3 separate regions of the Homo sapiens genome follow, and all the other regions are linked to region 1. A link is an interaction called in ENCODE POLR2A ChIA-PET data of the cell type or tissue named here. Cell type or tissue: OCI-LY7. All regions are shown on one strand.

Evidence for each region. ChIA-PET counts read pairs that join two places held together with the same protein. Peaks named below come from ENCODE experiments on the same cell type or tissue, not always from the same donor. Only the 100,000 strongest peaks of a DNase experiment are listed, where the experiment ranks them.
Region 2: POLR2A ChIA-PET joins it to region 1 with 18 read pairs; 1 of 35 experiments calls an interaction of 5 or more read pairs at or near these places.
Region 3: POLR2A ChIA-PET joins it to region 1 with 9 read pairs; 2 of 35 experiments call an interaction of 5 or more read pairs at or near these places.

What each region holds. Positions count from the first base shown.
Region 1 is chr6:24,509,321-24,517,320 of GRCh38, reverse strand. It overlaps ALDH5A1 (aldehyde dehydrogenase 5 family member A1), which reads right to left. Exons shown (of 10, transcript NM_001080.3): 5 at 2,011-2,154. Among named protein-coding and RNA genes, the nearest start is that of ALDH5A1, 18 kb to the right of the region's middle. RefSeq lists a silencer at 3,490-3,579. In OCI-LY7, a CTCF peak has its summit at 3,519; a DNase peak (open chromatin) is centred at 3,520; H3K4me3 peaks cover 1,523 bases; H3K27ac peaks cover 4,722 bases.
Region 2 is chr6:24,879,394-24,887,393 of GRCh38, reverse strand. All of the region lies in intron 1 of RIPOR2 (RHO family interacting cell polarization regulator 2), which reads left to right. Among named protein-coding and RNA genes, the nearest start is that of RIPOR2, 53 kb to the left of the region's middle. In OCI-LY7, a CTCF peak has its summit at 234; DNase peaks (open chromatin) are centred at 2,803, 3,553, 4,131, 5,573 and 1 weaker place; H3K4me3 peaks cover 3,570 bases; H3K27ac peaks cover 6,865 bases.
Region 3 is chr6:24,895,683-24,903,682 of GRCh38, reverse strand. The region is part of intron 1 of RIPOR2 (RHO family interacting cell polarization regulator 2); the gene reads left to right. Among named protein-coding and RNA genes, the nearest start is that of RIPOR2, 36 kb to the left of the region's middle. In OCI-LY7, no CTCF peak of the experiment used is centred here; a DNase peak (open chromatin) is centred at 1,562; H3K4me3 peaks cover 1,074 bases; H3K27ac peaks cover 4,709 bases.

The DNA.
Region 1 (8,000 bases):
AAAGTACATTATTCCAGCTGGGCACGCTGGCTCACACCTATAATCCCAGCACTTTGGGAGGCCAAGGAGGGAGGATCACTTGAGGCCAGGAGTTCCGGATCAGCCTGGCCAACATGGCGAAACCCCATCTCTACAGAAAATACAAAAATTAGCCAGGCGTAGTGGCACATGCCTGTAATCCTAGCTACTCAAGAATCTGAGCACGAGAATCACTTGAACCCAGGAAGCAGAGGTTACAGTTAGCCAAGATCACGCCACTGCACTCCAGCCTGGGCAACAGGGCAACTGTCTCAAAAAAAAAAAGTTAAATTATTCCCTCCTGCTTCTCATGGTTTCTAAAATGACCATAGATGCACAAAATCTTTGAAATTAGACTTTTTTATTTTTATTATTTTTTGAGGCAGGGTCTCACACCTATTGCCCAGGCTAGAGTGCAGTGACATGATCACAACTCACTGCAGCCTCAACCTCCCAGGCTCAGGTGATCCTCTCACCTCACCCTCCCAAGTAGCTGGGACTACATGTGTGTGCCACTAAGCCCAGCTAATTTTTTTTTTTGTAGAGACAGGGTTTCACCAGGTTGTCTAGGTTGGGCTCAAGTGATCCTCCTGCCTTGGCCTCTCAAAGTGTGAGGATTACAGGTGTGAGCCACCACGCCTGGGCAGATTTATATATTTTATCTGTTATGTGTTTATGGACATGAACAATGTGAGTACAGATACATATATGTGTATATCTAGATATAAACTAGTAGAAAAAAGCACACCATCTGAAGAGAAACACCATAAACAAAAATTTTGTTCCACCTTGATTTTTTCTCTTTTGGACATTTTTTTATTATTTATTTTTTTTAATTTTTAATTTTTTTTTTTTTTTTTTTGAGACAGAGTCTCACTCTGTCGCCCAGGCTGGAGTGCAGTGGTGTGATCTCGGCTCACCTCACTGCAAGCTCCGCCTCCTGGGTTCACACCATTCTCCTGCCTCAGCCTCCTAAGTAGGTGGGACTACAGGCGCCCGCCACCACGCCCAGCTAATTTTTTGTATTTTTAGTAGAGTTGGGGTTTCACCGTGTTAGCCAGGATGGTCTTGATCTCCTGACCTTGTGATCCGCCTGCCTCGGCCTCCCAAAGTGTTGGGATTACAGGTGTGAGCCACCGCGCCCGGCCCTCTTTTGGACATTTAAAAGGATAAATAAACATCTACTTACAGGCATACACATTAAGTTTTTAGCAAAGAACATTTCATCATTTAAGGGAAAAAAAACTCAAAGAAAAAGACCTTTCCATTTCTCTAAGTACTTTTAGACTAAACACATTTTTGTTCAATTCAAAAACATCCATTTCAACATTAATTGTGTGTTTCTGGAATCTCTAACTCTAGATTATTGAAAGAAAGATGCATTCCAGAATTGAAAAAAATACAGTGGAGAACTTTCACCCACTTCATATACAACAAATAATGCAAAAATAATGGGACCCTCGCTGCCCCAATTTCTTTGGTTTTGTCAAGCAGGAACCTATGTCGTGCCACAAAGAACTGTCCAAAATATCCCCAGAGGATGGTCAGATATTACTTTATTCAACCAACAGACCTTTTTTTTGAAACAGAGTCTGCTCTGTCACCCAGTCTGGAGTGCAGTGGCACAATCTTGGCTCACTGCAACCTTCGCCTCCCGGGTTCAAGTGATTCTCATGCCTCAGTCACCTGGGTACCTGGGATTACGGGTGTGCACCACCATGCCTGGTTAATTGTTGTATTTTCTGTGAGGGGGTTTCATCATGTTGGCCAGGCTGGTCTCGAACTCCTGGCCTCAAGTGATCTGCCCACCTCAGCATCCCAAAGTGCTGGAATTACAGGCATGAGCCGCCGTGCTTGGCCTGCGACAGAGCTTTTAACACTCTGCTGGAAATCTTTCCAAAATTGGTGATCAGGATGAAATAGTATTTTTATAACCTATCAAGATAAAATATTAGAAAGACATTTGTTTTCTTTGAAACTTGAGTCACATACCTTTCCTGTAGTTGTTGAACCAGTAAAGGAAATTTTGGACACCAGAGGATCAGTACAAATTGCCTCCCCTACTTCCTTGGCATTCTTTCGAGAACAGGGAATAACATTGTATACACCTGAAGGAATCCCAGCCTGGCTTGCAAGCTATAAAGAGAAACAGCAAACATGTGCCAACAATTTACCAAACTGAAAAAAAAAAAAAAAAAAAGAAAAGAGAAATAAATAGATACTTAACCCAAAAAGTAATGGAAGAAAAATTAAGCTGACACTGGGGACAGACTAAGAATATATTTGAAGTTTAAATATAATTCTTATTAGTGCTAAAGTCACGTTAATATTAATGGGTTGTTAAAGATCATTACAATAAAATTTCTACCGGACATGGTGGCTCATGCCTGTAATCTCAGCGCTTTGGGAGGCAGAGTTGAGAGGATCACTTGAGCCCAGGAGGTGGAGGTTGCAGTGAGCCAAGGTTGCGCCACTGCACTCCAGCCTGGGGAACAGAACAAGACCCTGTCTCAAAAAAACAAACAAACAAACAAAATTCTTAGAGTATAAGTTTCTTTCTTTCTTTTTTTTTTTTAAGACAGTCTTGCTCTGTCACCCAGGCTGGAGTGCATTGGCATAATCTCCACTCATTGCAACCTCTGTCTCCCAGATTCAAGTGATTCTCCTGCCTAAGCCTTCCGAGTAGCTGGGATTACAGGTGCGTGCCTGGCTAATTTTTGTAGTTTTAGTAGAGACGGTTTTCACCATGTTAGCCAGGCTGGTCTCGAACTCCTGGCCTCAAGTGATCCGCCCACCTCAGCCTCCCAAAGTGTTTGGATTACAGTTGTGAGCCACCGGGCCTGGCCAGAGCATGCATTTCAATGCCACGGTCTGTTCAAACTAATAAAGAAGCAAATAAAAAAACCTGAATTTCTGCCCTGAGAAAAATCAAAGGAGATGCCAAGAAAAAAGTTACTTGATTCACCTGTAGAATCAAGGGTGGGAAAGTGAAAAGGGGCATTTAATGAGCACCTACTAGGTGCAGGGCAGCAGTGCAAAGCCTTTCCATAGGTGATTTCCCAGGGGGATGATGAAGAAAGGGAGGCATAGCAGAGAAGAATGCAGCCAAGGCCACAGCTAGTAACAGAACCCGCATGCAAACCCACAGCTACCTGATCTGGACACTCATGCTCTTTCCATAGAGATTCCCTTTGGATAAGACATATCCTGAATTATTTTAATTTCTGGATTCCATTAACAATTAGCTTATTACATAAATCTGACTGGAGATTCTGGGAAGATGAGTTTGTGAGTCTCCCTCAATATCCTCATGAAAACAGCAATTAGACAGCAAACCCCAAATCTCAGAGACATTCACAAGACAATTACAACAAACATTTACAACAAGGTATCTCCACAAACCACAAATTACAAGTGGGTAAGAATATACCACCTGTGTTGACAAGACCTGACCGTCATATCAGCACCTGTGTGAGAGGAAGCAGGGGGCAGCAACGGGCCGTGTGGTATACCCAATAACAGAGAACCCCAAATAGTCCACAGCTGTTCCTCTGAGAACAGCAGCTGTAAGTGGGAGGGCCTTGCCCTATCAATAGTAGGTGAGTACATGGGATGCTGCAATGTCAATAGTAGGTGAGTACATGGGATGCTGCAATAAGGAATGAAGGGCATGGAGAGTCCAGCCCCTGGGAGCCGTGTGATGAAAGATGAGGAGGCCCTGATAAAAACAGGGGAAGGGGATGGAGCCAGCCAGGAAGCAAGCTACCTTATCTTTGAACACGATACACAAGGAAGCAAAAGGTACACTGTGAAGGAAAAGAAGCTATATTCCTAACTGGGCCTTCTTCCAAAAGTTCAGAAAACTAACTTCACATAAAAATAAAATTCTGACAAGAACACTGAGGTCAAATCCCATAAAAAGTTGTTAAAAGAAAAGAGGCTGGGTGTGGTGGCTCATGCTTGTAACCCCAGCACTTTGGGAGGCTGATGTGGGAGGACTGCTTGAGCCCAGAAGTTCTATACCAGGCTACGCAACATAGTGAGACCCTATCTCTACGAAAAAATAAAAAACAAAATTAGCTGGGTATGGTGGTGCACACCTGTAGTCCCAGCTACTTGGGAGGCTGAGGCAGGAGAAACGCTTGAGCCTGGGAGGTCGAGGCTGCAGTGAGCCGTGATAGCAACACAGTACTCCAGCCTCTGTCTCAAGAAAAAAAAGAAAAAAATAGAAAAAATAATAAGAAGTAGAATAATATCCCTATAGACAACAAAAGCATACCAGAAAGACATGCCCACAAAACAGACCCAAACTGGGCCAGGTGCGGTGGCTCACACCTGTAATCCCAGCATTTTAGGAGGCCAAGGTGGGTGGATCACTTGAGGTGAGGAGTTCCAGACCAGCCTGGCCAACATGGCAAAACCCCGTCTCTACTAAAAATGCAAAAAATAGACGGGCATGATGGTGTGTGCCTGCAATTCCAGCTACTTGGAGGGCTGAGGAAGGAGAATCGCTTGAACCAGGGAGGCGGAGATTGCAGTGAGCCAAGACTGTGTCATTTCACTCCAGCCTGGGCAACAAGAGTGAAACTCTGTCTCAAAAACAAAACAAAACAAAACAAAACAAACAACATTAAAAACCAGACCCAAACTGTAACTTACAATTTCAAAACAAGGTAAAAGATGACAAGAAAATCACATCAAGACACAAAAGAACAACCAACATGAACTGAGGCTAGAAAACTTTGGAAATGAGGTGAAGGAATATAGGAAAGAATCAGAAGAAAGAAGTAAATCATTTCAGAAATGAAAACCAAATTAGAAGGAACACAAGCATGAACAAACACAACACATAACCTCAAGAAAAATCGAAGGTGAAAAGAAAGATAATTTTAGAGATCATGGTGGATGGGAAGCAGGACTAGATTGCAGCTCCCACTCGGATGGACAAAACAGCATGTGGAGGCTTGCATTGTGAACTTTTGCTCCAGAACGACTGCAGGAATAAATCAGGAAAACTGGGAGAGCATACAGATCCTGTGAAGGAAGCAGATTGCTCCTGCAGGACCTGGGAGACACCCCAAATACTGTGCTGGTATCTACGGCTGAGAGACCCACAGATGGTTCACATCACAGGACTCTGTGCGGACAACCCTCAGTAGCAGCCTGGAGCCTGGTAGACTTGCTGGGTGGCTAGATCCAGAAGACAGATAACAATCACTACAGCTCGGCTCTCAGGAAGCCACATCCCTAGGAAAAGGGGGAGCTACTACATCAAGGGAACATCCCGTGGGACAAAAGAATCTGAACAACAGCCTTCAGCCCTAGACCTTCCCTCTGACAGAGCCTACCCCAATAAGAAGAAACCAGAAAGCCAACTCTGATAATATGAAAAAACAAGATTCTTTAACACCCCCCAAAAATCACATGAGCTCACCAACAATGGATCCAAATCAAGAAGAAATCCCTGATTTACCTGAAAAAGAATTCAGATAGTTATTTATTAAGCTAATCAGGGAGGCAACAAAGAAAGGCGAAGCCCAATTTAAGGAAGTCACAAAAAAAAAAAAAAAGATACAAGAAATAAGGGGAGAAGTTTTCAATGAAATAGATAGCATAAATAAAAAACAATCAAAACTCCAGGAAACAATGGGTGCACTTATAGAAATGCAAAATGTTCTGGAAAGCCTCAGCAATAGAATTGAACAAGCAGAAGAAAGAACGTCAAAGCTCAAAGACAAGGTTTTCAAATTAACCCAATCAACAAAGACAAAGAAAAAAGCATAAGAAAATATGAACAAAGCTTCCAAGAAGTCTGGGATTATGTTAAACAACCAAACCTAAGAATAATACGTGTTCCTGAGGAAGAAGAGAATTCTAAAAGTTTGGAAAACATATTTGGGGGAATAATCGAGGAAAACTTCTCCAGCCTTGCTAGAGACCTAGACATCCAAATACAAGAAGCACAAAGAACACCTGGGAAATTCATCACAAAAAGATCATCCCCTAGGCACGCTGTCATCAGGTTACCTGAAGTTCAGACGAAGGAAAGAGTCTTAAGGGCTGTGAGGCAAAAGCACCAGGTAACCTATAAAGGAAAACCTATCAGATTAGCAGATTTCTCAGCAGAAACCCTACAAACTAGAAGGGACTGGGGCCCTATCTTCAGCCTCCTCAAACAAAGCAATTATCAGCCAAGAATTTTGTATCCAGAGAAACTAAGCTGCATTTATGAAGAAAAGATACAGTCTTTTTCAGACAAACACATGCTGAGAGAATTCGCCACTACCAAACCAACACTACAAGAACTGATAAAAGGAGCTCCAAATCTTGAAACAAATCCTGGAAACACATCAAAACAGAACCTCTTTAAAGCATAAATCTCACAGGACCTATAAAACAAAAATACAATTAAAAAACAAAACAAAACAAAACCCAAAAGTATTCAGGCAACAAATAGCATGATGACTGGAATAGTACCTCACATCTCAATACAAACATTGAATGTAAATGCCTTAAATACTCCACTTAAAAGATACAGAATTGCAGAATGGATGAGAGTTCACCAACCAACTTTCTGTTGCCTTTAAGAGACCCACCTAATACATAAGGACTCACAGAAACTTAAGGTAAAGGGGTGGAAAAAGGCATTCCAATCAAATGGACACCAAAAGTGAGCAGGAGTAGCTATTCTTATATTAGACAAAACAAACTTTAAAGCAACAGCAGTTAAAAAAGACAGAGAGGGACATTATATATTGATAAAAGGCCTCGTTCAACAGGAAAATATCACAATCCTAAATATATATGCATGTAACACTGGAGCTCCCAAATTTCTAAAATGATTACTATTAGACCTAAGAAATGAGATAGACAGCAACACAATAATAATGGGGGATTTCAATACTCCATTGACAGCACTAGACAGGTCATCAAGACAGAAAGTTAACAAAGAAACACTAGATTTAAACTACACCCTGGAACAAATGGACTTAGCAGATATTTACAGAACATTATCCAATAGCTGCAGAATATACATTCTATTTATTAGTGCATGGAACTTTCTCCAAGATAGACCATATGATAGGCCACAAAATGAGCCTCAATAAATTTAAGAAAATTGAAATTATATCAAGCACTCTCTCAGACCACAGTGGAATAAAGCTGGAAATCAACTCCAAAAGGAACCTTCAAAACCATGCAAATACATAGAAATTAAATAACTTGCTCCTGAATGATCATTAGGTCAAAAATGGAATCAAGATGGAAATTAAAAAATTATTTGAACTGAATGACAACAGTGATACAACATATCAAAACCTCTGGGATACAGCAAAGGTGGTGCCAAGAGCCAAGTTCATGGCCCTAAATGCTTACATCAAAAAGTCTGAAAGAGCATAAATAAATAATCTAAGGTCCCACCTCAAAGAACTAGAGAAACAAGAACAAACCAAACCCAAACCCAGCAGAAGAAAGGAAATAACCAAGATCAGAGCAGAACTAAATGAAATAGAAATAAACAAAAATACAAAATATAAATGATACAAAAAGCTGGTTCTTTGAAAAGATAAAATTGATAGACCATTAGAAGAGAAGAGAGAAAATCCAAATAATCTCAATTAGAAATGAAATGGGAGATATTACAACTGACACCACAGAAGTACAAAAGATCATTCAAGGCTACTCTGAACACCTTTACACACATAAACTAGAAAACCGAGAGGAGATGGATAAATTCCTGGAAATATACAGCCCTCCTAGCTTAAATCAGGAAGAACGAGATATCCCGAACAGACTGAAATGGTAGTAAAATAATTACCAACCAAAAAAAGTTCAGGACCAGACAGATTCACAGCAGAATTCTACCAGACATTCAAAGAAGAATTGGTATCAATCCTATTGACACTATTCCACAAGATAGAGAAAGAGGGAATCCTCCCTCAACAAATGGTGCTGGGATAATTGGCAAGCCACATGTGGGAAAA
Region 2 (8,000 bases), 370 kb before region 1:
TCATAAAAAAAATTAGGGCTTAGAGAGAGCAGGTGACTTGGGTGAAGCCTGGATCACCCTGGCTGCAGAGCCAATGATTTTGGTATCTTACCCTGTACCGAGCATCAGAGAAGTTTCAAAAGACAGCTGGTACCCCCTCTCACGGTGGGTGTAGCTTGGTTAAAGAGATAAGACATTTGGGAAAATAACTAAAATACAAGCAAGGCCCTGAAGATGTTAGTACCCCATCAGTAATTCAAAGTTTTGAGGTTCGCAATGTGAGAGCCCTCTGGCTGTGCTGCTCAGAAAATGCTTGTAGACAACAGTTGGCTTTTGCATCAAATTATAGTAGTGGATTATAACCCATTGAGTAAAACAAGAATCCGTGAGTCCATACAGTGACAATAAAGAAAGAAATGAATGAATGAAAGGATTAGAAAAGCTCTTTCTTTACAGTAGAAGGAATGATAGAGTTTAAAGAGTACCATTTTGCCATCATTATAGGAATAATTGATTTGGGCAGGAGACATCAATGGATGCTAAAACTCCTGGGTTAAAGAAGCAAGATATTTGCATAGCCTCAAGGTACCTCCTTACCAACTATGTATCAACTAGAAAGGCAAAGATAGTAACTTTCCGTAGGAGAAACTGGCCAACAACACTTTAACCAACTGATCAAAGTTAACATCACCGGTAATGGCACCAAGCAACTCCTTGAGCCTCTGATGCAATGCCTTGAGAAGGACAATGTCACTTACGTGGTATCACTGCTAAAAATGCATAGTCTGACTCTTTATCACAAGAAAACAGCAAACAAACCCAAAGTAAGGGCCAGTGTACAAAACAAGTGGCCTGAATTCCATTAAAATGTCAATGTCAAAGCCAAAGAATTGCCAAGAAACTGTCCCAGATTAAAGGACAGACTCATGACAAAACAGGGAGCATCTGATCCTGGTTTGGCTCCTGGAATGTGGGGAGGAGGGACAATACATGGAACATTATTGGGACAATTGGTGAAATTGGAATAAGGTCTGTACCTTAGATAATAGTATTGTATTGATGTTACATTTCCTGATACTGATAATTAGACTACGATAGTCAGTGAATGTCAGCAAATGTCTGCAAATGTCCGTGATTTTAGGAAATACACATTGAAGTATTTAAGAGTAAATTTGCATCACATCTGCAAATTACTCAGTGTGGGGGAGGAAATGTATATAAATACATATGTGCAAATTAGTCTCATAGGATTTGGGAAAAAATAATGTGTGTGTGTGTGTGTATTTGGAGGAGGAATGACAAAGTAAAATGTGGCAGATGTCGACGAATGAATCTGGGTGAAGGGTAGATGAGAACTTTCTGTACTTTTCCTGCAACTTTTCTGTAAGCTTCAAATTATTTCAAAATCAAAATCTTTTTTGTAAAATTGACTTTTGAACTGCACATCCCAGGTACTCATATTTATAGTCCTTATGAATCCATGCTTTTCAATTACCTAAAAATTGCTATCTTCAAAAAGATGCTAGTTTCTAGCTTCCTTAGCATTACCTAAACTTGCCTGGCTATTCCTGTCTTATGTATCTCCCTCTCTTTTGAGAAAATTCCTTATTATTTAAATTATTATTAACAGCTAGGCTTATTAAACACCTACTACATACCAGGTCTTATGTATATTATCTCATTTGCACCTTACAAAAATCCTCTGAAATGTTAATCCTTTTATATAAATGAGAAAACTGGGATTCAGGGAAGTTAAATAATGTGCAAAAGTTCAAACAGCTGTAGCTGTAGAACCCAAACTGAGTGCAGATTTGTCTGACTCTGGATTCCACGTTCTTATTGTCTCTGCTGTGTTGCTTTCCTTGGAAGATTAAGAAATAGGTACCACTTTGGCCGGACATGGTGGCTCACACCTGTAATTCCAGCACTTTGGGAGGCCGAGGCAGGAGGATTGCTTGAGCCCAGGAGTTTAAGACCAGCCTGGCCAGCATAGCAACATCTCGTCTTTACTAAAAATCAGAAGGATTAGCTGGGTGTGGAGGCACATGCCAGTAGTCCCAGCTACTCGGGAGGCTGAGGCAGGAGGATCGCTTGAGCCCAGGAGATTGAGGCTGCAGTGAGCTATGACTGAGTCATTGCAATCCATCCCTCCAGCCTAGGCAACAGAGCAAGACTCTGTCTCAAAAAAACAAAAAAACCCAGAAATAGGTACCACTTCAAATTTTACGCTGTTATTTCTTACATGAAAAATTGTCTCCAATCCGCTTTATGTATACTCATGTTATCTTCAATTAAATTGTTAAAATTTTTAAAAGCAGAGCTCAGTCTTAGGTTGTCTTTGGATCTTGGACAACACATAGCATCCTGCCAGCGCTGAGCATATAATATATACTTAATAATTATATTGATTGATGGAGTCTTAGAAAACACGGAAAGAAAATTATCATATCACTTTCCAGAGATTCTGAAAATTAAGTTTCTTTTTTTCAAGTGAGTTAAAACTAAGTATTCATTATAATAATCTGTGGTTTCTCAAGCACTTTGCCTTTTGTAAAGCACTTCGTCGTTTTCTCTGTGTTTTAAAGCAGAAATCCAGCCATCTACAGAGATGGTGGAAAGTCAGTCTACATGTCCAAGTAGTCTCCTGATTGTTAGATTGGATGAAGCTTTGATTTCAATTGAACCTTACAATGCTTGCCTGTTAAAATGGGGAGGAATTACTTCCTTTACTCTACAGATACAGTGTGAGGTTCACTGAGTTTAGGACTTGCCCAAAAGGCCAGTTAGAACATCTGGCCCTGGTTCTTCCATCCCCTTGCTGAGGAGTGAGGCTCTGTTGAGTTGTTCTACACTTTTTTTTCATCCGTTCACGTCAGTTGTCTTAGTCAAGCAGTGTATCACACATGCATTCATCACTGGGTTAGCAAACAATGTTGACAACTGAGAAGCAAATATTAGCATTACTTTGATTTCTTAATTTATTTATTTTTATTTTATTTTATTTTTGAGATGGAGTCTCGCTCTGTCGCCCAGGCTGGAGTGCAGTGGCACGATCTCGGCTCACTGCAACCCCCACCTCCCGGATTCACGCCATTCTCCTGCCTCAGCCTCCCGAGTAGCTGGGACTACAGGCACCCACCACCACGCCTGGCTAATTTTTTGTATTTTTAGTAGAGGCGGGGGTTTCACCATGTTAGCCAGGATGGTCTCGATCTCCTGACCTCATGATCCGCCCGCCTCAGCCTCCCAAAGTGCTGGGATTACAGGCGTGAGCCACCGTGCCGGGCCTGCTTTGATTTACTTTAAAGCAGCCATATTTTTTAAAGGCCAATGACATAAATATATTTACTTTTTAAAAAAGATTAGTCAACTGCTCTGTAATAGGTACCTTGTAACCATATAATAAGCAGACGTGTATCTTTAGTTTTCATCTTAAATAATTATTTTGCATAGCAGGCTATTTACATCTGGCCCACATGCCTCTTTCAGACAAGTCAATTATACATCTGCTTTTGACCACGATGTGGGGGAGCATAAACAGGATGGCATTGTTAGGGGAAAAAGAAAGGAAGAACCCAAATCGGGCATGAAGAAATGACTCAGAAAGTGCAGTGAGGGCAGGTGTTACATCTTATGAAGCCTCGCTGGGAGACAGGATCAAATCACGAAAGCAACTCTCAGCTGGTTGCTTACTGATTCAGCTTTTCCAAGTCCTGATTTCTTGGCACTTCCTCTTGCAGAAGGAATGATGACTTTTTCTAGAAATTGGTAGTGATTTTTTTTAAACAGCTTTATTGATGTACAATTCACATACCATAAAATTTACTCATCTTAAGTGGACAGTTTGAGTTTTAGTAAATTTATACATTTGTGCTACCATCATCCATGATTTGCTTTTAGAACACTTCCACCACCCCCAAAACCTCTCTCTGCTTCCTTGCCTGCTCCCGTCCCTGGCCTCAGGCAAACACTTGAATTGATTGTGGAATTTTTTTACTTTTGCCAGCATGTCACCCCAGCTACAGCCAACTGATCTATGGGTCAATTGTCTTGTCTCAGAGGGGTTGGTCTCAGTCTAGCTTATGGAGATGGCATAGCTTTGTAAGTGTGACAACTATTGGTTTCCAAGTTGACGTTTGGCCCCCATGAGAAATGCCTTGGCGAGAACTGAGATATCCTTACTCATGTCATTCAGAAATCACAGATGTGTCTCATATTTTCTATCAGTAAGGCTCTCTCAGAATTGCCTGTTTGTATTCTTAATTCGATAGAAGGTTTGGTTAAATTTTTAAAAAAGGAAAACACCATAAGGGTTAAGACAGTAGCATCTAGCTATTGTATTTTCGTTTTAATTTCATGATGTTTGATGTCCTGCAACTCAAGCATGCACAAATGATCACGTGGTCTCTTGTTTCCCATAGAAAAGCCCTGGTCTCATCCTTGCAGGGGTTTCCTTTAGCCTCTGGCCAAACTGCCATATCTGAAAAATCAGAAATAAAAGGCACATGTAATGCGGACTCATTAGTTTTCCTCTTATTATTCAAAGGAGCACATGGAATATGGGGTAGACTTGAGTATCCTTTTAAAGATAGCTTTGTTAAAAAGCTAATTGATAGCCCCCTCGGCATAGCTTTAAAAAAAGAATCCGATAGAAAAAGCAGGATACAAAATTTTGCATGCAATATGCTCAAATTATTATGCTTTATATGAGAAGGGAAGAGCTAGAGAAAATTTAACAGAACAAAATTCCCCCGGTGGTTGTCTTTGGATGATACAAACGGTATGGTTCTTCTCTCCTTCTCCCTACACTGCCTCCTTTCTACTTTCTGTGTTTTCCTAATACAGGAGAGGGCTTTTGTGCTTGTAAAAACTAAAAATAATGTACTGAATCATATTTCCTTTAATGAGTCTCAGTATTCTTAACTCTAACAATAAATATTAGCATTCCTTCTAGCTGAGTAGTCAATTTGCCCAGTTGCCTTACAGGTTAATCAATGCCTCCAGCACTTCTACTCTGAACAAGTGAGTTTGAAGATTCACACCTGGCAGATGTTGAAAGGAGGTCGGCCACTGGCCTGACAACCAGGATTCTTACTTTAATATATATATCTAGCCTTACCTGTCTCGTAGTGAAATTGCTGAAATTTGAAGAGAGGCTTGCTAACTCAAGCTAATCAAACACACATGAAAACATGAGCCAGAATGCCAGTTCATAAAAATATAGGGAGAAGTAGAACCATCACCTAGACTGGACATTCCAAACATTTCCCCGTCACTTTTACTACTTCTACTGGTGGCACTACCATGAGCTGCACTTTAGGGCCTGCTGCATGGGCCTGCCACATGACAGATGTCCTTCATCACCCATCTTCCAAACAGCCCTCCAAGATTGATTCCTGTCCTTTATTCTTAAGAGACAGGTTATCTCCAAGTTCTCCAAGGAGGTGCAAATTCTTCCCCCAAACTGCAATCATATTCCACCCTTTATTTCTGGTCCAATCAGAGCCTGAGACCTGATGGGTGAGGGGAAATCCCTTGTTCTCTTTTTATCTGCTTCAGCCCCCTTCTATCTTCAGATTCAGTGTTCTTGTCCAAAAACCGCCTGCTGATTTGATGAGCTACCTTCTAATTTAAACAGACACCAGGTGTTTGGGTCAGGTGGTCGCTCATAGCATCCACCAAAGTCCAGTGTACCTGTATCACAGCATTCATACAAGAACATGTAAAATCTTATACTTATTATAATTTCAAAAGACCCTGATATGTGTTTAATTGGAACTTAACACTGCATAGTCAGAGAAAAGGCAGTGATTTTCATTGTATGAAGAAACTGGGACGAGAAACAGCTGTGGCTTTCAGGGTTCTGTGCCTAGAGGCTCAGCTCAGAATGGCAGGATTTGTTCAACTCTTAGTCAAGGTGCTTGGGATTCCTTCCAGAAAGACCCTGTTGTGTTGTTCCCATTGGTTATAGGAGTGGCAGGGCACGGGTGGCAACCTGGTATGACAGCCAGGGCCTCCTGCAACAAAGTCAAGTGAAGAGCAAACCATAGCAGCCACACTGTTTGCCTAGGATTTGAGTCCTTTCTGGGATTTAACACACAAAAATGAATATTAGTTATGCTGGAATTTTCCAAAAGACCAGGTGAGACGTCAATAACTTAGAGACTGGAAACATTTTTCAAAGCCCCAGCCACCCAGGCTGGAGTACAATGGCGTGATCTCGGCTCACTGCAACCTCTGCCTCCCGGGTTCAAGCAATGCTCCTGCCTCAGCCTCCCGAGTAGCTGGGATTACAGGCACCCGCCACCACGCCCAGCTAATTTTTTTTGTATTTTTAGTAGAGACAGGGTTTCACTATGTGGCCAAGCTGGTCTCAAACTCCTGACCTCGTGATCCACCCGCCTCGGCCTCCCAAAGTGCTGGGATTACAGGCGTGAGCCACTGCACCTGGCCTGAGTTTGTTGTTTTATGTGGGATTTCTTGCTTAATAGATATGGCATCTGGTGAACTGGTGAACCTAGAGTATATATCGGGTATATATGAGTATATATCAGGTATAGTGCATGTTACCAGGAGTACAATCCCAGCTCTAAATGTTTTGCAGACAAAAGTAATGAACTTGTTACATAGCTCAGAACTCATAATAAGGACTTCATCAGGAAATCTAAATAGTTCTGATGTAATCAGAATTTATAAAGCCTAATACAATATTTCTTGGCAATCATATTTCTCCTCTGCAAGGCTGATAAATATAAACAATTTTATAAATACAGTTATTACTCAACAGAGTTATATGATCTTGTTTATGAGCTGTCTCCTTTTCACTTCTATTTCTAGGCAACTCCAAATGTCTGCAATTTCAAAACAGAATTTTACATTATATGAAAAATACACAAATACCTTTTCTGTATAAAAATATAATACAGAAAAGATTAAAATGTTTCTGACTACCACTCAATCCCACCTCTCCATAGACTGTGTGTAGTTTCAGAACTTTTCTATTTGTGTTCGTGGTTTTATATAGTTTTGTTTTTGGCATTCCTACTATCATACTCTGTTTCATTCTGTAGTTTATCCTGGGGATCTTTCCATGTGGCCATGTTGTTTTTAACTGCCACATAATGTTATTGTCAAAATTATAACATAATTTTGAGTGTTAACCATTCCTGTAATGACTAACATTTATATCATTTCCCATTTTTCCATTACTATTAACATTGCCTGTGATGAATATCCCTGTATATGCCTCTTCATGCATTTGGGTATTTCCCTAGAGGAGCTATCAAAGAAGTGCCCTGTTAAAGGATTAGTATGTTTTGCAGCTTAAACAGATACTGCCAAATTGTTCTCCAAAATTTTAATTCCATTTTACATCCCTACCAGCAGTAATACTGCAATTCTACTGTAGTCCTTTCTTTAGGTTAAGGCTTTTGGTTCAATGGAGCACCTGCTATTAAAATGCAGATTACTCTGGCAGAGGCAATTAAGCCTTTAAAACCCAAAAATTTTAGAGGTAGTTTTTCTGAAAGCTGGGGACAGACCAGGTCTTTGGGACTTCTAGGAAGCCAGGGAACAATCTAAAGATATAAGATGCTAAGAGGTAGGAGTGGAGTGGTCAATAGAATGACAGTTGATAACGAAGAGGTGCATGATCAGTTACAACTGGAGAAGAGCTGGGGAAGCTGGAAGAATAGTAGCGAAGAACTACCACCCCTCCATCAGACTTGGGAGCTATGGGGAAGGGAGTGTTTTGTATACTTTTGTCCCTAATACCTCTACACTACCCTGCCCCAACCTCCTCCTTTTATTTCTTCCAGAGCCAGACTTTGTGTGTGTGCGTGCTTGTTTTATGACTCTCCTTAGGCCATGTGTCACCTTTTAGGGGAAATGATGGCAAGATAGAGAGATCTCAGCCTAAATCAGCTCTGGCCAAATTCTTTCTTGATAGATAATGATCATTTCTAAGACTACAAAAGCAAAACAAAACAAAACTGCTCACTCTAGTCACATTCCTAGTGGCC
Region 3 (8,000 bases), 390 kb before region 1:
TTTATTGTGTGCCTGTATCAAAATGTCTCATGTAACCCCTAAATATACACACCTACTGTGTACCCATAAAAACTAAAAAATAAATAAGTTAAAAAAAAACAAAAAAGAAGTTGCTATCTGGAGATTAAGGAGAGATTTTATGTAAGTATCCATTTCAGGGATAAATATTGAATTTCTAAAATTTAACCTTTAACTACTTACAGTCCATCCATATGGCAGATTGGCAGATTATATTTTCCAAAGATGCCCTCAGTAATAACTCCCACCCCGCATGATCTTTCAATAAAGTGACTCTGATACTCTGATACATGGAGAGATGGGGGTTTATGTTCTCTCCCCTCAAAACTGTGGCTTTCTCAATCAATAGAGAATGTGATTTCTAAGGCTAGATCATAAAAGATCATTCAACTTCTACCTTATTGGCTGGAATACTAACTCTTGAAGCTATCAGCCACCATGCAAGCAGTCTGACTATCCTGAGACTACCATGCTAGGAGGAAGCCCAAGCTACCTGATCACATAGAGAGACCTGAGATGATAAGAAAGAGAAAGATGCCTGGCCAGCCCCCAGCTCCTCCAAACCCTGCTGTTCCATGTCCAGCCACCATCTGACTGAGGAGAGACCCTGAGCCAGAACTGTCTGGCAGAGGCCTTCCCAATTCCTGACTCACTGCTGTTGTTTCAGGCCACTACATTTTGGAATGATTTGTCACACAGCAATAAATAACTAGATTGGTTTATACGGTCAGACACAGAAAAAGGTCAAATATGACCACAGTGTTGTGTTATTCCTATCAAATTTCTTCCCTGTGAGGTAAATAACATGATAGTAGCAGTCACAGAACAGCCAAATCTAAAGCTCACCTTCTCCTCCTGCAGAACATTGGTCTAAGAAACCCATTCTTAAATTGTATATTAGAAGCAAACTGTTGCACATTTTGGTTTGTTTGCCGGGGGAGGATTTGGGAAAGTGGAGTTGGTACCATTGAGAAGGAGTTTAGTTTCAAACTGGCTAATCTAGCATGTGAACAAACAGGAATCCAAATAACTTGTTTTCAAAGCAGAGCTGTCTCAATGTAGCAAGTATAGGTAGTGCAAACCTTACTTCAGGAAGTGTCCTCAAATTGGGGTCCCACTTAGGAGATGGAGAAAAAGAGAAGGAAAAGTGCCAGTCGCGGTGGCTTGCGCGTGTAATCCCTACACTTTGGGAGGCTGAGGCGAGTGGATCGCCTGAGGTCAGGAGTTCGAGACCAGCCTGGACAACATGGTAAAACTCCAGCTTTACTAAAAATACAAACAAATTAGCCGGGCATGGTGGCGGGTGCCTGTAATCCCAGCTACTCAGGAGGCTAAGGCAGGAGAATCACTTGAACCCAGGAGGCGGAGGTTGCAGTGAGCCAAGATCGCGCCACTGTACTCCAGCCTGGGCAACAAGGTTGAAACTCTGTCTCAAAAAAAAAAAAAGAAAAAGAAAGAAAGAAAAAGAAAAAGTAATTGGATTGACTACTATGCTCTGACACCTGCAGTACATTCTGCCACAACTGGCGATCCCTTACTTCCTCCAGCCAGTTGACTGCTGGTCTTTCCTTTTCTACCGCTTCTCTTCTGCACAGGCCTCCTTCTTTGATACCTAAAGTCTGCTGTTCCTCAAGTTTAAGTTCAAGGTCCAGTTGAGAATAGTCATCACGATACTTTAGTCCCAGTGATAGTGCCTTATATCTCTGTGGATTTTTGCAGTTTTGAACAACTTTTACAACCATGGTCTCATTTAAACCACAGAACAACCCTGTGATGTAATATCAATGTCTCTAATTTCACAAATTAGGAAACCAAACGAATGGATTAGCTGGTTAGCACTGAGATGTTCTGACTCCTCACTGGGCGCTCTCCACCCCGGGAGGTCCACTTAGCCAGCCTGGAGGCAGCAAAAACTGTGTTTCTCTGGAGGGAGGAGAGGTGATTTGTTCTTCCTGCCCTCCCCCTTCAATCACCAAACTATGGCCTATTTGAGGTATGACCGTTTTCTCTTACAACACGACTAATGTCCTCAGTTGGACACTTGGTTTTGCAAATGGAAACCTGCCCCTGTAATGACATAAAGGTCAGGAATTGCTCCCTTTTCAGGCTCCCATGACATTCCAAAAAAAGTTTGCCCTTTGAATTTTGTCATAATGGTCTTTGGCCTAAAATAGGATAGAAATGGCACGTGGTGTTTCTTTTTTAAGGGTCATTTTTTCTTTCCAGATCCTCAATGTGTATTTCTTCACATTAGGATGTTTTCCAGATGTAGTTTTTGTTTTGGTTTGGTTTTGTTCTTTGGTTGTCACAAAATGGCTCTTTCCCTCACTGATGGAAGAAAATAACCAAAGCAGGAAGGGACTAAGGGGCTGCATTAACTCAAGATGTTTTCATAAATGTGAATATACAGTAATCAGGCTAAAGGTACTGAAAAAAGCCCTATTGAAAGGATGCATAGTTTTTCGTGTAGGGGACTAGTTTCACTCCTTTATAATCCAGCTGGGGGAGTATAAGCCTGGCCAAGCCTGGCACATAAGATTCTGCATATGGTAAAAATGACCTTCCCTCTATCATCTCCCTTTAGGTGAATCATAGATCTTGAGTGTAGGTACACAGGCAAGGCCTTCCTGGGCACAAGAGGAGTTTGAAGCCATCGAAATTTTCAAAAAATAAATACGAAGTCTAAGGCAGGTGTGGTGGTCTGTGCCTGTAGTCCCAGCTACTCCAGAGGCTGAGGTGGGAAGATCATTTGAGCCCAGGAGTTCAAGTCCAGCTTTGACAACCCCGTCTCTTAAAACAACAACTACCACAACAAAAAGCAAGACAAAACAACAACAACAACACATAAATGCAAATTCTGAATCACAGATATGTGTACACATATTTCATATTGCATATTGACAGAAAACTACAGAGTCTCACTCTGTCACCCAGACTGGAGTGCGGCGGCCAGATCACAGCTCAGTGCAGCCTCGATCTCCTGGGCTCAGACGATCCTCCCATTTCAGCCTCCTGAGTAGCTGGGACCACAGGCTCATGCCACCACACCCAGCTAATTTTTGTATTTTTTGTAGAGATGGGGTTTCACCATGTTGGCCAGGCTGGTCTCGAACTCCTGGGCTCAAGCATCTCCCTGCATCGGTCTCCCAAAGTGCTGGGATTACAGGTGGGAGCCACCACGCCTGGCCAAGCTTCTCATACAATGAAACATCCAATCTAAATAAACATGTTTTATATTATTATAAAAGTAATAGCTATCACTAAATAGCATTTCTAATGTGCCAGGCACATGTACTAATTCATTGAGTGCTCACAACACCCTGAGGTAATTACTCCATTTTATAGATGAGAGAATGGAGGCTCTGAAAAATTACTAAGAGGCAGAGCTTGGTTTTAAACCTAGGCCGTCTGGCATCAGAGTCTGGGCTGTGCTGCGGCTGTGGATGTAAATACACAGACTCCAAATTCAGAGCCACAGTTCCCACAGCAACTGCCAGTTTGTAGCATGTTCAAAAAGCCCGAGTTCTCCCACATAACTTAGCTGAGTTGTGGCTGCCAGATCTTTTGGCTTAGCAACTCGAAACAGAGACTGTCCACGTAGGCTGAGGTTCTCAGTTGATACCAAGGCGTTGATGAGACTCTTCAGGCTTCTATTATAATCAAGAAGAAGATTTTTCACATCCTCCATCTGAAAGGTTCATTATTCCAGCTGGGTAAGCTGTGTGTCTGCAAAGATGCCCTATCATCAGGAAATGAAATGGGCACTTTTTCTCCAAGTAAGCAATGCATGCTGATAAATAACGCCATATCAGTGGCGTGCCTTCTCCTTCCTCTTGCAAACGATTGACGCCTCAGAGATCTGAACAACCCCACAAAAGGGGAGGAAAATGGAGAAAAAACAAACTTGAGAGAAAAAAGGAATCATTCCTTTTCTTTTGTGAGGACTTTTGTCTGATCCGTGCCCACATGTAAAGTATCCCTTGATCAATTTTGTCTTAATTACTGAATGTAGGAAAACAAGCTCATTGTTAATTCATGCAGTTTTAATTTATGCATAGGAGAATTATGCAGGATAATTACCTGCAGTTGAAGGAAAATGAATAGCGTCAGATGTGGTTAATTCACGCATGGTTTACCCTTCTATCTCTCTATCAGAAAAGATTTAAAGTGGTAACCAATCTGAATGATATGCAAAATTGCATTGGTTTGCTAAGTAGAAGTATTTTTTTTATTTGCATCACAAATAGAGTTCTCAGATTTGGACTGACTAGATTTGAATATAATTTCCAGAACAATAGCTGTGATTCACTGACTTAACTCATATGTTATCTCTTCCAGAAGTGCCCATTTTTCAAATCAGTGCAAAAGAAGCTATCTTCATGGGCCCCATGTTAGCCTGAGTATAGTTTCCTTTATGAGGATAATTCAATGAGAATGATAATTATTTCCTATATCAAGATTTGTGGGAGATTTACGGTAATGATCACACTACTTGTTCCCACATTGTCCCTGAACCTTCATGATCCAGTGGCTTCCAAAAACTGAAACAAACAGCTGGAACAAATTATGGGGCAATGAATGGACATCAGTGGAAATTTCCTTGTGACTTTTGTCAAGCAATAGATAGCTGCTAAGGCCTCTTTGAACTCACACCTAGTAATTGAGAGAAGGCTAAGAGGTGGTTCAAGTTTACTGAAAAAAAAAAAAAAAAAAACTACTCCCTGATGTTGAGTTGAGACAGGTTACAATAATGAACAATTTTGAAAGGAGAATACCAGTATCAAAAGGAGGAGCCAGAGAAAGTAAATATGTTTTTGTTATGACGGAGCAGTAAATTTTACTCTGAGCTTCCTTGTAACCAGGCAGAAAGGGGAACAAAGGAAGTTATCACCTAAGTTCCTGCTAGCAGAAAGATGGGCATACAAAATACAGCAGTTCCTTAAAGGACACATTCCCTTAGTGATGAATTGTAAAAGTAATGTCTTATATGGGAACGTATACACGGGAGGTTAAATTGAGCTAGTTCATTGCAGTGAAGTTCAAGAGGCAACACCTTGCATATTGATCTTCATTCTTATTTTCTTATCCCTCCATCAAGCTCTCTAAAGATCCAAAAAAGGACAACCAAAGGAAATTTCACAAAGAGAAAAAGGAAGATCTCTATTTGGCTCTCAATTGCCCTTTTTTGAGAAAAAGTGATACAACTTATCTAAGGCAACTTTACTTGCCATAATCAGATTTTGTCTGCAGAAAATATTAGCAGGGTGAGTTGAAGATGACTTACCTCCTTGCCCCACACCCCCTCACAGAGGACCCCAGCTTAGACAATGGAGTTACAACTTCATAATAATCATATTACTGTGCCAGAACTTATCGCTTCAGATTATAGGTTCTAGTAAGACCAACTTAAGTAGGAAAACACAGCAAAGTATAAAAACACAAAGCTTTGTTTAGGTAAGGCCATTTGTCTTTTTACCTTTGACCTTAGTGATGATGATGATAATAATAGGATAATAGGTGTCATTTAACTGAGTGCATATTTTGTGCCTAGCATTACACTTTGGCTTGATGTTTCCTTCCTTCCTTGCTTCCTTCCTTCCTTCCTTCTTTCCTTCCTTCCTTCCTTCCTTCTTTCTTTCTTTCTTCAGGGTCTGGCTCTGTCACCCAGGCTGGAGTGCAATGGCTCAATCTCTGCTCTCTGCAACCTCCGCCTCCCGGGTTCAAGCAATTCTCCTGCCTCAGCCAGGCATGGTGGTGCGTGCCTGTAGTCCCAGCTACTTGGGAGGCTGTGAATCCCTTGAGCCTTGGAGGTGGAGGTTGCAGTGAGCCGAGATCCCGCTGCTGCACTCCAGCCTGGGCAATAGAACCAGACATCATCTCAAAAAATAAATAAACAAGTAAATAAAAATAAAAACACTAACTGTGACCATCTTTAAGATTCTCTGTAACTTAAGGCCCTCTGGTAATGAGAGGTATGATGGCATGAAATTGCCTCGGAGCCAACTCTCAGGAAATATGTAATACATACACATGTAAAGTTTAGACGAACTTTCATTTACTAAGACAAATGCCCTTATTAAACAATTTTCCTTGACTCTGGAAGTGCTAACAGAAACATAACTGGTAAATTTGATACTTGCCATTTCCTGCTGCGAATATTAATTGTGGCACACAGTGTAATCCGGAATCCAAATCTGGAGGATGGCGGAGGGGGAGGGGTGCTATGACTGGCTGTGTGCAGCCACCTGTCCACGCTGTGGCCCCCTTCTCTCTTCACCCTGAATACCCCAGTCTGAACAGTTGGAGGGCATCTGCTCCTGGGGCTGGAACACCCGCACTGCTGACTCAAACAATAAACTCATCCTGCCAAATGATGTATTTTTGGTACAGAAAAAAATTCTGGCCCTCCTAGGAATCGAAATACACTCTTAAGTGAATGCCTGTCATTTGTGAAAGACATTGCCTAGTTCACATTCTGAACTCTGCTCATCCCATTTGATTAGACTCAACACCCACATTCATTGCTCCCTGTGTTTTCACTTCCAATGTATTGGGATGAGGTTTGAGAAATATACAGTGTGAATGGCGTTCTTCAAAAAGAAAATGTTCAGAGCGGCTGATTGTCTGGAGGGTTTCACTGAAAAGCTCACAATCATATCATAGAAAATTGCTCTTAAAAATCATTCCTTCTGGTGGTAAAATACCCTGGGATCCTGTGCCACATTTAATACCAACTTTATTTATTTATTTATCTATTTATTTTGAGATGGAGTCTTGCTCTGTCACCAGGCTAGAGTGCAGTGGTACAATCTCAGCTCACTGCAACCTCTGCCTCCCGGGTTCAAGTGATTCTTGTGCCTCAGCCTCCCGAGTAGCTGGGATTACAGGCACGTGCCACCACACCCAGCTAATTTTTGTGTTTTTAGTAGAGATGGGGTTTCACCATGTTTGCCAGGATGGTCTTGATCTCCTGACCTCGTGATTCACCTACCTTGGCCTCCCAAAGTGCTGGGATTACAGGCGTGAGCCACCGTGCCCAGCCTATTTTTTAATAGGAAGAGCCAACTATTTTTGACCTCCTGATATTATGTAGTCTCTATAACTGAATCTCATCTTATTAATTCAACTTTCAAGAGAGTTGAGAATGCACAGTAGTTAAAAATGACAGCCCAGGTACATGATAAAATTCATGAAATCAACCTCCTTTGAAGTTTTTTTTCCTCTAGGAGATGTACAGGAATTCTCAATCTAGACTTTAGTAAACTGGAATTGACTTGATAATATATCCTCATCGCTGTAACAAGAACAGCAATGAACCCTTTCGCTGTTTAAGCACTTTCCATTAATTGACCTATATAATTTTCATAGCGACCTATGAGTTTGGTTCTTTTATTATCCCTATTATACAATTAGTTCTGGAAAACTTAAGCAACCCGTGAAAGCCACACAGTATAAAGTGGTGCTGCCATGCCGCAAACCCAGGCAGGCTGGATTCTTTGGTCTCAGCACTGCTGAAGTAGAAGGCATTTGTTTTGTTAGTGAAACTATTGGAAAACACAGGAACAGATGACAACAAGTTCCAATCCTGACACGGGGCTCCTTTTAAGTCTTCACAACAGTGCAATGAAGAAGTTCTTTTTTATTTTTTTATTATTTATTTATTTATTTATTTTTGAGACGGAGTCTCGCTCTGTTCCCCAGGCTGGAGTGCAGTGGTGCGATCTCGGCTCACTACAAGCTCCGCCTCCCGGGTTCACGCCATTCTTCCGCCTCAGCCTCCCTAGTAGCTGGGACTACAGGTGCCCGCCACCACGCCCAGCTAATGTTTTGTATTTTTTAGTAGAGACAGGGTTTCACCGTGTTGGCCAGGATGGTCTTGATCTCCTGACCTCGTGATCCACCTGCCTTGGCCTCCCAAAGTGCTGGGATTACAAGCGTGAGCCACAGCGCCCGGCCGAAGAAGTTCTTTTAAATCCTAAGAT